Regions from separate parts of the Mus musculus genome. Here region 2 is linked to region 1. A link is a contact called in ENCODE POLR2A ChIA-PET data. All regions are on one chromosome and are shown on one strand. The core of a region is the stretch at or near the end of the contact, and the rest is flanking DNA. Distances in the headings are between cores, read along the strand shown.

Region 1 (6,014 bases), core at 2,400-4,899:
AGTACATTAGGACTAAGGCCCTAGTAGGATTCACTGTGCAATGTGAGAACAGTCAAAGCATGGGAACCATTAGGTAGTTGCTCTACAGCAATACATTTTCTGTCTGCCTGGCCTTTGGTGGGCTGTCCTGTATACTGTTGAACCTCCATTTGGCCCCAAATGGCCTGTCCCTGAGTGGTGTGTAAAATCTAGTCCTGGAAAGCTGGTTCCTCTGGAGGTGTTGGGCAATTGGGGCCGGCGGGCAGCCAGCTTCTGATGTGGTTGGGCTGCCTGGCTCACACCTTTCAGGTGCTGGAGAGATGGCGAGATCCAATGGCCCCAGGCTACCACTGAGGCGGGCAGGATGCCACCACCTTCCTGAACCGCCTCCTCTCTTTGTCTTCAGGAGCCCAGTGGGCACGGGCTTGGCTTTCCAGTTCTTCAGACAGGCTGCTGGGCTGGCATCGTGGCCAGGCTATAGGCCAGCCCACCTGTGGGATGTATTTATTGGGCAAGGTTGGTTGGCCTAGTATCTGCCCACTTGGGAAGAGAACTGTCTTGATTGTTTTATTTTAGCTCAGGGTCTTATATTGGATCAAGTAAAAAATGTTTCTTTGGCTTGTTTTGGATATTTGTCAATCTCATATTCAGTAGGCTATCCTGGGAGGTTTTTTACTAAGTACTTGAACTTAGGGTTTCTGTGACTGTATTTTTGAATGATAGGGGGGAAAATTAGGTCCAGTTAGCTCCCAGGAGCTAGAGACAGGTGTGACTCTCCTGAGGTTGTCAGGAGTGTCCTTGTTCCTTAAATCAAGGAGGATTATGTTAGATTTTCTTATTGGTGGTGTAAGGAGTGAGTACAAGTTCGGTGTTCTAAGCTAACACACATTGTCTCACAGCCAGAGCTCCAGAAATTTACAGCATCAGCTTGACCGGGTTGGAGGTAGGGTGGATCCTTCTGGAGTTCTGTGAAGCGTGTTCTTATCTTCCTACGTTCCCGGGGAAACCCGCATTCCTTGGCTGCTGATCTTTCCCCCACATGCCTCTCTGCTTCATTCTGTTTTTACCTGTGCACTGGGTCTTGTCCTTTGTCCCTGACTTAAGGAACCCTGTGATTACAGCAGGGCCATCTTGATAATCCAAGATAATGTGTCCTATTTGGAGATCCTTAACTCTATCCCATCTTCAAGGTCTCTTCTGCCATATAAGGCAATACACTCCCAGATCCAGATAAGTCAGATGCGGGCATGTTGGAAGGCTGGTCTTTAACTCACAGTGGGGTGCTGTGGGGGAGCTGCTGTAGTTGGTGGGTCTGGAAGTGTGTGGTTGGAGGGTAAAGGTGATGCCAGCGCTACACACTGACATCTTATGTTATCTCTACCTGTCTCACTAAAGACCATCTCTTAGAAATAGGGAGGGAGGCTTAGATGCAAACTTTAGAAGCCTCTCTCCTTCCCAAGCAGTGTGGTATTTATTGTTTGGCTAAAACTATAGTATGTTGAGCTCCTAAGGGTAGAAGTTGAGAGAGAAAGGAGGAGAGAGTATGTAAAGGGTCTTCACGTGAGTCTGTGGCGGATGAGCTCAGGCAGTGTAGAAGGAAGCAAAGGTTACAGTTAGATGGGCGTGGTGTGTTGGTCACTTAGAGGGGACAGGCAGGAAAGTGTGCATGGTGGTGGTTTCCTCTCCACCTTCCTTGTACTAGAGATGATCAGGGGATGTGGGAATGACTGGTCTGTGACATAGCGTCAAAAATGGAGCCAGATGACAGGCCTCATGGCTTCATTGTGACTTTTTTGGCAGTTTTTAGGGGAGCAAGGAATCCTGATTCGGTTTCTGGAGTGCGTTTTCCATCTGTGGGTGCATTTTCTACTAACCAGGGTCATGCAGATGGTTCATTTCTTGGCCAGACTCTAGAGGTATTCTTTTTACTTTTTAATTTTTTTTATTTTTTGGTTTTTCGAGACAGGGTTTCTCTGTGTAGCCCCGGCTGTTCTGGAACTCACTCTGTAGACCAGGCTGGCCTTGAACTCAGAAATCCACCTGCCTCTGCCTCCCAAGTGCTGGGATTAAAGGCGTGTGCCACTATGCCTGGTTCTAGAGGTATTCTTAAGAACTTAGTGGAACTGATTTTTTGGGGGTGGTGGTGGGTGTGGGTGAGTTAGAATTATTAATAATATCATGGAGCAGTGTATTAAGTTCTAGGTAAGCATCTCCCTCCACCACCAGGTGCTGGGACTTGAACCCAGGGACGTGTGGCAAGCACAAGTTCTCCCACTGAGCTAACCACCCACTCTCTAGGGAAGAATCGCCAGGGCAGAAATCTTGGGTAATGATGTTCCCAGATTGCAACACTCTCAAAACTGGGAGATAACACGATTTTCTTTTTCGACTCAGTTACCAAGATCAAGAAGTCTTTCCAGGTTAGAGCAGTGTCTGCTCTTCCAGAGGTTGGATTGGCAGCACCTACAGGGTTGTGTACCTTCCTCTGTAACTCCACTTTCAATACTGGGGACGCAAGGCTTGCACACAGTGCATTTGCAACCAGGCAGGCAAAACACTCATATATAAAACAACCCCCCCCCAAAAAAAAAGGGAAAATAAAAACTTAAGGTTACTCTTTTAAGAAGAGTTAGTTTCAGCCAAGTTCCAAGAAGAACTTAGAGGAATTTAGTCCTGGCCGCCAGTGGGCATTAGGCTCTAGACTCAGGCTGAGTTGAGACCCAGCACAGCCAAGTTCTGGAGATGAACGGGGTGTACGGTTTCTGCTTACTGCAGGATGTTCCTGTCCGTGCTTTGGTGTTGGAGAATTGAGGCAGGGTCCCCTGTCAGGCGGGTTCGGCCTCTGACCGTGGCAGTGTAGACACTGGTTCAAGCTGCCTCTGCTTTTCAGTGTTTCTGACATTTGCCTGCAGCATTTAGCATGATTTCATCTTTTTTTGGTTTCGTGAGCCGATAGTGTCCCTTCCGGTACAGATTCTTGTTTTGGTAGCCGTGGAAAATGCTTCCTCTTTGGGCTTAGGAAACAACTGTCAGTTTTCTAGACCTAGACAGGAACTTATCCAGTAGTCCCAGAGTGTCCGTGAAGACCTCCCTTAGTAGCAAAACTGGCGTGTTCCCACCAAAAGGCATCTACAAAGGACATCTTAATTCTACATATGCCTTTAAAAATTATTTATTTTTATTTATTTATATAAATTGCAGCATTATCTCTTGGGAAAGATTTACCTTAAATCTTAAAAAAAAAATCTACCCCTAAGTTTACAGCATTAGCACATATGTAGTGCCAGCCCTTGTGGTACTTAGTTTAGGAGGTGAATGGATCCGGTGGGTCAGACCTTCTGGACACTGCTACTCTGAGGGTGTAGCTTCCAAAGACAGACCCGACATATTCAGCAGACTGGAGATTCCTGGCTGCCAGCTCAGTTCTTTTATGAGGTGTCTAGAGTCAGCTCCCCAGAGAGGAGGAGGCTAAGATGAGGTCACCTGGTCCTGCAGGTCAGCAGGGGAGGTTCTGCCCTGGGGCTGTGTGCCCAGTCCTTGGATAATGCGGTATTTTCGCTTTAATGCATCTGAAATGTGGATTATACTATTAATTACTGCAGGACAAAACAGGATTAGTGCAGCTGCTCCGCTCTCCTCTCTGCACTTTTACACTTCCCCTTTGCTAGGGACCAGCCAAAAGGGCAGTTGGTTTTCCTGTGGTCTCTCTTTTGTCTTAGCCGCAGGGGGTGCTGAACCTCTGGGGCTCAGAAGACAGAGAATGTGAGCGAGGCCGCCAGGCTTGCAGGGGCCAGGGGTGGGGTGGTTTCCTTCCCTATAGCTGGGGCTTTTTTTTTTTTTTTTCTATGTTCTGAGGGTGTCTGGAGGGTGGCCTGGCCTCTGTAGGAAGAGTTGTTACAGTCTCTGAGCTGTCAGGTTTCTGCAGCTGGAGTCGTGGTGCCACAGAGTGTTGTTCTGTGTGTGGAAGCCCACAGGCATCCAGTGGGTTGAGACTTTCTTATGTAGTGAGAACTTAGAGAAAGGAGACTTGTGGGATGGCTCACGGGGGTAGGGGTGGGGTGAGGGGGGAGAGCTTGGTCCATCTCAATCCATACTCACACACACACACACACACACACACACACACACACCACACAGACACATATACAGAGACACAGACATACACACACAGACATACACAGATACACAGACAGACACACACAGATACACAGACAGACACAGATACACATCCAGACAGACACAGAGACAAATAGACACACACACAGATTCATATATACAGACACACAGAGAGACACAGAGCCACACAGACACACACACATATAGACACAGAGACAGACACACAGACACACACTTTCTTTTTATTTTTAAAAAGTGTAATGGGAAGGCCTTGACTTAGGCTGCTTGTCTCTAGCCAGTGTGTGAGGGTGGAGACTAGCGGCCTGCAATGAGGTAATGCCCTTTGTATTTTGAGAAGCTCTAAATCCCCAAGCTTGGCTACTTCTCCCTTATCTTTGCATAAAGCATTATAGATTTTAAGTAATATATGATTACATTTTCTATTTTTCCCATATTCAAGCTAGTGTGCTCATTTTTCATCCATATGGAATGAATTTTTTTTTTAAGTGGATGAGGCGTTAAATAACCACACCTCACTAACAGTGTTCCCAAGAGTGCATAACTTGGTAGTGTTTGCAGTTCTGTAGAATGTAATAATCTGTCGTGTGCAGGCGTGTGGATTTCTGTTTACTGGCATCCTTCATTAGAGGGTAACATAATATACAGAATTTCCCAGTTGCAGAAATTAGAAGTAGGAAGCAGCTTCCTTCAACAGAAACTGGAAAACTGATTTATGGACTTCACTTTTCTTCTCTCTCTCCAACTTGAGAAAGTGACAGAGTCCTCGAGAGGAAGGAAAGGAGTTGATGTGGCAGAAGACCTTTTATCACAGGTTAATTCAATTAATTTGGGATCGCCATTCACACGGAGCAATAATGGGGTCCGCAGCCGCAGAGATGCACAGCAGCACTTGAGAAGATAGGAGAGGGTGGGAAAAACTGAGACTGTCTTCTCCACTTCACCCTGTGAATTGGGAGTTTTCAGAATAGCAGCCTGACTGAATACCAGTGAACTCATAAGGTTGATTTTTCGCCCCCAGTTTTCCCCAAGATCTTACTTTTTTTTTTTTCCAAACTTGGAAATCGTACAAATTACAGAATTAAGAGGTTATTTATTTATTTATTTATTTACTTCTTTTTATCTGCCTTTTCTCTTCTCAGGCCATAGCTATAACATCATAGGGCCAAGCCTTGCTCAGGGAACCAGAACTCCGACTTTCACTTAAAGTATGGGCACTGATTGGGTAATATATTTGGAATTTCTGTGGTTTTATTTCCATTGAGGGACAGTGTGCTTATTAATTAATGAAAAGGGGCTGGGGGTGAGTTCCGTGGATAAGAGTGCTGGCTTAGCATGCAGGAAGCCCTGGGCTTGATCCCTCCTATTACATAAACTGGCAATGGTGGCCCAGGCCTGTGACCTCAGCACTTGGGGCGTGGCCAGAGACACAGAAGTTGTCATCCTCAGCCACGTAAAAGCTTTCCAGATCAGCCTGGCCTGCACCAGACTCTTAGACAAACTAGAATTGACATGTTCCCCTGTTCACGAGTAAAGCATGCTGTACTACGGTCACGAGGAAGACCTCAGCGTTCAGAGAACCAAGGTGTAGCGGTCACTGCCAAGTTTGCGTTTAGGGGACACATTTGTAGTTTGAAGCCCGTCCGTTATTAAATGGGGGGTAGTGAGAATAAATGGATTTAACTTTCAGTTTAGAGTTGGGAAGAATAAGTAAGAAAAGATGTATTGAGAAAGAATACTAGGAAACAAGTGGACTTAATGGGCCAGGCCAATCGAAACATTTGAATTGATAAATCTAAGAGCTACCTATTTGGGGGGAGAAAGAAAAAGAAATGGGCCAAGTCATTATGGCGTCTAAGTAAGAAAAGAGCTAAAACCAAGTTGGCATTGTGGAAATGGAG
Region 2 (6,014 bases), core at 1,080-3,579, 72 kb after region 1:
GGCACCGCTGGCTGGACGTCTCCATGGACGTCTCATGTTCAGTGAGCTGTGTAGGTGCTGGCTTCACCTAGGGCCTTACTGATAATTGACTTTTCATAATTCGTTTTCCATTGGCTTTGAACTGGATACACTGTCAGGTTTGGAGGACACAGTGGAGAGACGTCACCATTACTGGTGTTCAGTGAGATGATTGAGTGTGTCACTTGACCATAGTTGCTCTGTGGTGACCCTGTGTGAAGAGTGAGAATCTTGGACACCTCTAGCACTAAAAGCATAAGCGTGTTGAAGTTTTTTTCCCAAGTGGGTCCCTCTGCTTCTTCTAAGAAGAAGGGCCCCAGCACAGTCCTTAGGGACTCTGAAACTACCCAGGGCTGGCCTCACTCTGGCTTGTGTGCGGTCCAGCCCTTCTCTGTGGAGAAGTCAGTTGTGAGAAGTGAGCTAGGAGGTTGCTTTTACTGCCAGTCTCTTAATCCTGGTGTCCACAACCTGAGGTGTTGCTGCTTTGTCTGTCTGTCCGTCCATCTGTCCATCCAACCATCTTTAATTTTTTTTTTTTTTTAAAACAACGTCCAGCATCAATGTAGCTGTATCTCTCGTACTTGGTCAAAATCCCCTCGCTGCACGCGAGGATGTGGAGGTTTGGAATCGACGCTGAGCATAGGTGTGTTCTCAGAGACATGAGCTACTCTGCTTTCTTAATTCTTTTACTGTTTTTGGCAGAGGCTAACACATATTTAAAAAAAAAAAAAAAAAGACAAAGCAAACTGCAACAGGGCAGCTCCCACCAAAGCAGCAGCCCCCACGTGTGCGCACCATAGAGGCAAAGATGGACAAAAGGAAAGCTGAACTCTAATTAAACTGGAATACATCTGACACCGCTCCCCTTTCATGTTTGGTGCCTACATCTGAGTGCATCCTGTAACCTTGGAAATACCACAGACCATCCTGGAGTCGGGGGCAGCCCCCCAGACACTAGCCCAGGGTTGGCTGGCGCCTCAAAGCCGCCCTTCCCCGCCTTGCATAAGCGAGTTCATTTACATCGAAAGCCTTGCTGCTGTCTGTGACATGGCTGACTTAACATTGCCTTAGGAGTCTCCCTTTAATGTTTACATTTGTGTTCCTGCTTGTGGCCTTCAAGTCCCCACTCTCCCTTCCTTACAATCAGCACCTGCAAGTCAAGTATGCAAAACTGTTTCCATGGCAACCTGTGGCGAGCTATTAATTTTAGATATTCCAGAAGTTTCTTTTTCAGCTGGAACTTTTTTCTTCTTTTTCTCTCTCTCTTCCTTTCCCTTTCTCTCTCTCTCTCTCTCTCTCTCTCTCTCTCTCTCTCTCTCTCTCTCTCTCTCTCTCTCTCTCTCTCTCTCTCTCTTAACAGCCCATCCCGCCTCATCTCTGGATGTCAGAGGTTAATCTCCTTGGCTACCCTAGTTGTAGATGTTTCTCTCCCTCAACCCCTCCTCTTTTAAAAGCTGATTTCCCCACATTTTATCTAATGAAACACACAGCTAGCCCCAGGGTTTCTGGTTACAGATCTAAGTCAACAAGTGGTAGGAGGAGCCACCTTGCTTTGAGTCTCAAACTGCTAACTTAACCACGCCTTTTAACACCCACAGCCATGTGCCCAGTACACACTCCTGGAAAGTCTCACTCGGTCTGTTGCCTGCCTGGTAGTTAGAGCTGTGTGAGAGGGTCCCAAAAATACACTTCTAAACAAAACAACCCCCCCAAATTTAGCTGCTCCTCTTAATTGAACTGATAGACCCAGAGGGCTAAGTTTCCACGATGTTTTTACGAGGCAGTCAGGAACTTTGTGAAAATGGGGAGCCTGCGGGGTTGGAAACACCTGCAAAAAATGCAAACCCCCAGGAGAGGCAGGCGCTCACCTAGGTTGCAAATTGGAGCGCCAGTGAAGAAATGCAAAAGACTCTTTTGCATAGCAGCGCTCACTTCCCACGTAGTAATCATCTACCAAGAACGGTATTGTAGTGTCCAGGATGTGGGGTCAGCCAAGTTATTACTTTAGTTTACATGTTTTTTAAGGACTGTATGCAAGTCTTTTGCATCCCTTGGTCACGTGTCAGTCATGGCTCTTGTCATTTATTCTTAGCGCGGGGATAATCGAGCTGATTTTGGGAAACGCATGAGCCTCGGTTTTGTTTTCTGGCCTAGGAGGTCTGATAAGTATTTTGTTTTCCTAGATGTGTCGGTTCCAATCTGACGCTCACTGTGGGCCATAGCTAAAAACAAGGAAATACAAGTTTTGTTCTGTCGCTGAGCATTGAGGTAGCATTGGCTTCCCTTAGCCCCTTAGAGCTGAGTGGACCTTCCTTCCTCCTCTTACTTGATTGGGCATTGGAGATGGATGCCCCGCCCATCTCTTCACTGCATAGGCTAGGCTAGCACTCCAGAGCTCAGCCACGCCCACAGCTCTTTTCAGCCCTTCACTGGTTGAGACATTCCTTACCACCCTGGGTCTTAGGACTTTAGACTTCAGATTGCTCTACACTCCAGGGACCCCAGTGGCACTTCACTGTCTTCTGTCTGCTGTCGACTACCTTTGGCTTTGATGATTTTTCATAAGCTTCTTTATGTTTCCCCCTTCCCATTTCTGAACAGGTTGATCAGAAAACAATATGTATCTATAAGGAGAGATCTTGGGGTAGTGCTTTCTTCAGTTGCTAGCTAGTTTTCTGCTTGTTAGGACTGTGGGGTATTATTCCCCTCCCTCCCTCCCTCTCTTCCTCCCCCCTTTTCATTTCTCCCTCCCTTTTTGTCTATAGTAGGTTGTTTCTGTTGCTTGGGGAGGAGAGGGCTTATTCCATTAGACACCTGCTCAGCCTGCTTTCTTACTAGCACCCAGGGCCAGCTGCCCAGAGGTGGCACTGCCCACAGTGAGCTGGGCCTCCCCACATCAGTCATCAGTCAGGAAAAGGCCCCAGGCTTTGCTCACAGGGCAGTCTGCTGGGGACATTTTCTTAGCTGCCTGACGTTCCTGCTTCCCCAATGACTCTAGCTTGGGTCAACTTGACCTAAAACCAGCCAGCATGGCTTCTCTTCCCTTTCTCCTTCCCTTCTTCCCTTCCCCTCTATTCTTCTCCCTCCCTCCCCTCTATTCCTCTCCTTCCCCTCCCCCTTTCCCTCCCTTCCCCTCTCTTTCTCTCTCCCAGCCTTCATTTCTTCCTTTCCTCTTCTGACCCCCTTTGGTCCCCCTTCCTCATCGGATGCTAGGAGCCTGGTTGTCCATGAGCAGGGTTGCGGGGCCGCGTCCTCACCCCCGGGTCTAGTTTCCCACAGCTGGTGAGGAATCTCTCAGCTTGGCGTCGCAGTCTCATTTTCTGATCCCAGAGCACGCTTGCTTTAATGTGTTTCAGTTAATGAGGTAGAAGAGAGAGTGAAGTGGCAGTGTTTACACACAGACAGCCTGTGCTGAGGGCCCTGCTGTAGCCCATTTGGCCCTGGGCATCCTCAGGGAATGAGTCCCAAAGAGCAAGCCACCTTCTCCAGTTTGTCAGTCTGGTACAGGTAAATAATACTATGTGTGAGCTTTGCTGAATCATCCAGTTTGGTATTATGTTTTGCTTTTTTTTTTTTTTTTTTTTAATTTTTATTTTTCCTAGGTGAGGCTTTCTTTTGGGGCGATTAAAGATAACTAGACTCTGGGCTTTAGGGTGCAATCAAGAGAGTTTACCCAACCCCTCCCCAAGCCATTTCAAAATCTTTGGCTTTTACCAGCCCCCCCCCCCCCCCTTAAGGGACACCTCCTACGGTTAGGGTCAGTTCATCTGAAGTAACTCAGAACCAGTTTCAGGAGTCTATGAAGAATCACACCTTGTATATGGGACAGAGGCTGGTGCCAGGCATGGTGGTACATGCCTGTAATCCCAGAACTCAGGTGGAGGTAGAGGCCGGAGGATTGTGAGCTCAAGGCCAGTTTGGGTTACATAGTATTTAGACTCTGTCTTGGAAAACAAATGGAAAAAAAACCCCACACCTCCAACAGTCTGGGCGGACAGTAAGAATTGGTATTTTCTGTTTCATGGTGGGAAAGGGCAGTATGACGAATGGGATAGACTCTGAGGGGCAACATTACCTGAGCAGGAATCTAGTTTGGGCCATGACTCTGTTGCCCATTTGGGGCTCCTTCACGGTCCAGGCGCAAATACTTGCTGCTCCTTCTTAGGTCTGGGTGAGCAGGTTGCTGCCCAGAGCAGACAGGAAACTACGATTGGGTTGCTCTCCTCTGCTATTCCTGTCTCCAGCTTCTATACACAGAAGGCAAAGGGGTCAGGAGTCCCTGTCTGGGACCTATCTCAGCCATGGTGTGGAAGGGCGTGTTCTCCTACCCTCCCACTCCTGGATTCTGCTTTTAGCTTTCCTTCTCTAGCTGCATGCTGCCCCTAAATGGTTAACCCCGTTGCCTGGTCTTGGCACGGTGCCAGCCCCAAGGGGTGATGCACAGGCTGGAGGCCCCCAGCGAGCGCATCCCAGCTTCCCGAAGGCACAGCGGCCCCGGGGTTTCAGCAGGAATTAAACAATTACTAAGTCTTGGTCCTCCCCACCTTCCGCAGATCGGCTCTATAAATTGTCAGCCTGTTGACATTTTAATGCGAATTATGTCATGTGGTATCCCCTTTGATTTCGACATGCCTCAGTTTGTAAATACATGAACCACTCAAAGGCTTGTGGTTAGTGTACACTCCGGAGGCCTCGGGGTTTTTGGTGGGGAAGAGCTTGCTGGAGAGAACACAGTGCTGGGAGTGTGCCTAGCATGGAAAGCTCTTCTCAGGCATCCGGGGCGGGGTGGCTGTGGAGGGGTGGTGGGCTGGGGGCAGGGCACCTGCTGTGAGGCCCACTGCCAATCCACCAACCCCAGCTCCTCCCAGGACTCTGGGAAGGCCACTGCCGTGGGGATAATTCTTTTATTGGGTGTGTGGATGGGTGAACATTTCCCCCTCGAGTCCCCATGTAACTGTATTCTGTAACACGAGGTCACTTTCTCTGTAACCGTGGCTGGAGATGAAGCGACTTGCTCTAGATTTCAAGGCAAGCCAACAAACCAAGGGGTCCTCACCCGGGGCAGGGCTTTCCCTGGAAAGAACAGATTGGTTGATCCAAGGGAGAAGTACATGGAAGAGTCGTCAGCTGAGGACAGGTGTAGATGGAGATGCTGAGGGAAAAAGGACGGTCTAGGCTGTTAAAAATGTATGGCGGCCATAGCATCTGTCTTACACCTATCATCCCAGGACTAGGGAGGCTGAGACTAGAGGATCGCTGTGAGGGCGGGGCCATTCTGCACTACGGGATGAGACACTGGCATAAACAAGTGATCCGTCGTGGTGGTGAGGGTCAGTATGCTGCTTTGGTTTTTGGGACAGGATCTCTCACTGGCTTGGAACCAATTCAGCAGCCAGCAAGCCCCAAGGTCCTTCTTTCAGTCTCCCTAGCCCTGTGATTGCAGGCGCTTGACACAGGGCCTGGCTTTCGAACTTAGTTCTAGGAATCCTAGCTTGGATCTTGACGCTGGTTCAACAGGCAGATTAGAATAGATTTTAATGGGTGATTTTTTTTTTTTCCTCGTGAAAAATACCTTAAGAAGCCCCTGTGCTGAGACTCTCCTGCGGTTACTTCTCGGTGTCTTACTGCCATTTTTTCCTGCCTTCAGGTCCCCTTCAAGTCTTAGAGCCCAGAAGGAGGAGTCGGTGTCTTGGCAGTCACCCATATATAGATGTCAGTACTCTGAGGGTTGAGAATGTGTCCAAATGAGACTATGGCCAGGACAGGCTCTGAGAATGCGCCCCAAGTAGGGCAGCTGGTCTCTGTCTTGCCCAGAAGGGCTGGGAATATGTAATCTCCCATAGCCTGAGGATGGCAACTGTTGAGCCTGCTGTCTGGAATGGAATTTGGCTGATTTACAGAAAATGTCATGGGATCTTTAATGGTCCTGGGTGGTCAGGACCCATTTCCCACATGTGGGTGATGCCCATCTTGAAGCAGTAAGGGCCATGCAGGAG

The links. ChIA-PET counts read pairs that join two places held with the same protein, here RNA polymerase II (POLR2A).
Region 2: POLR2A ChIA-PET joins it to region 1 with 11 read pairs in Patski. The contact joins two enhancer-like sites. POLR2A ChIA-PET finds 5 or more read pairs at or near these places in 3 of 5 experiments (Patski and embryonic stem cell).

What each region holds. Positions count from the first base shown.
Region 1 is chr8:108,745,467-108,751,480 of GRCm38, forward strand. The region is part of intron 1 of Zfhx3 (zinc finger homeobox 3); the gene reads left to right. Among named protein-coding and RNA genes, the nearest start is that of Zfhx3, 34 kb to the left of the region's middle. Within about 2 kb of position 3,650, at least 1 of the 3 ENCODE cell types and tissues checked has a DNase peak (open chromatin) inside an H3K27ac peak, as active enhancers do.
Region 2 is chr8:108,818,447-108,824,460 of GRCm38, forward strand. The region is part of intron 3 of Zfhx3 (zinc finger homeobox 3); the gene reads left to right. Among named protein-coding and RNA genes, the nearest start is that of Zfhx3, 110 kb to the left of the region's middle. Within about 2 kb of position 2,330, at least 1 of the 3 ENCODE cell types and tissues checked has a DNase peak (open chromatin) inside an H3K27ac peak, as active enhancers do.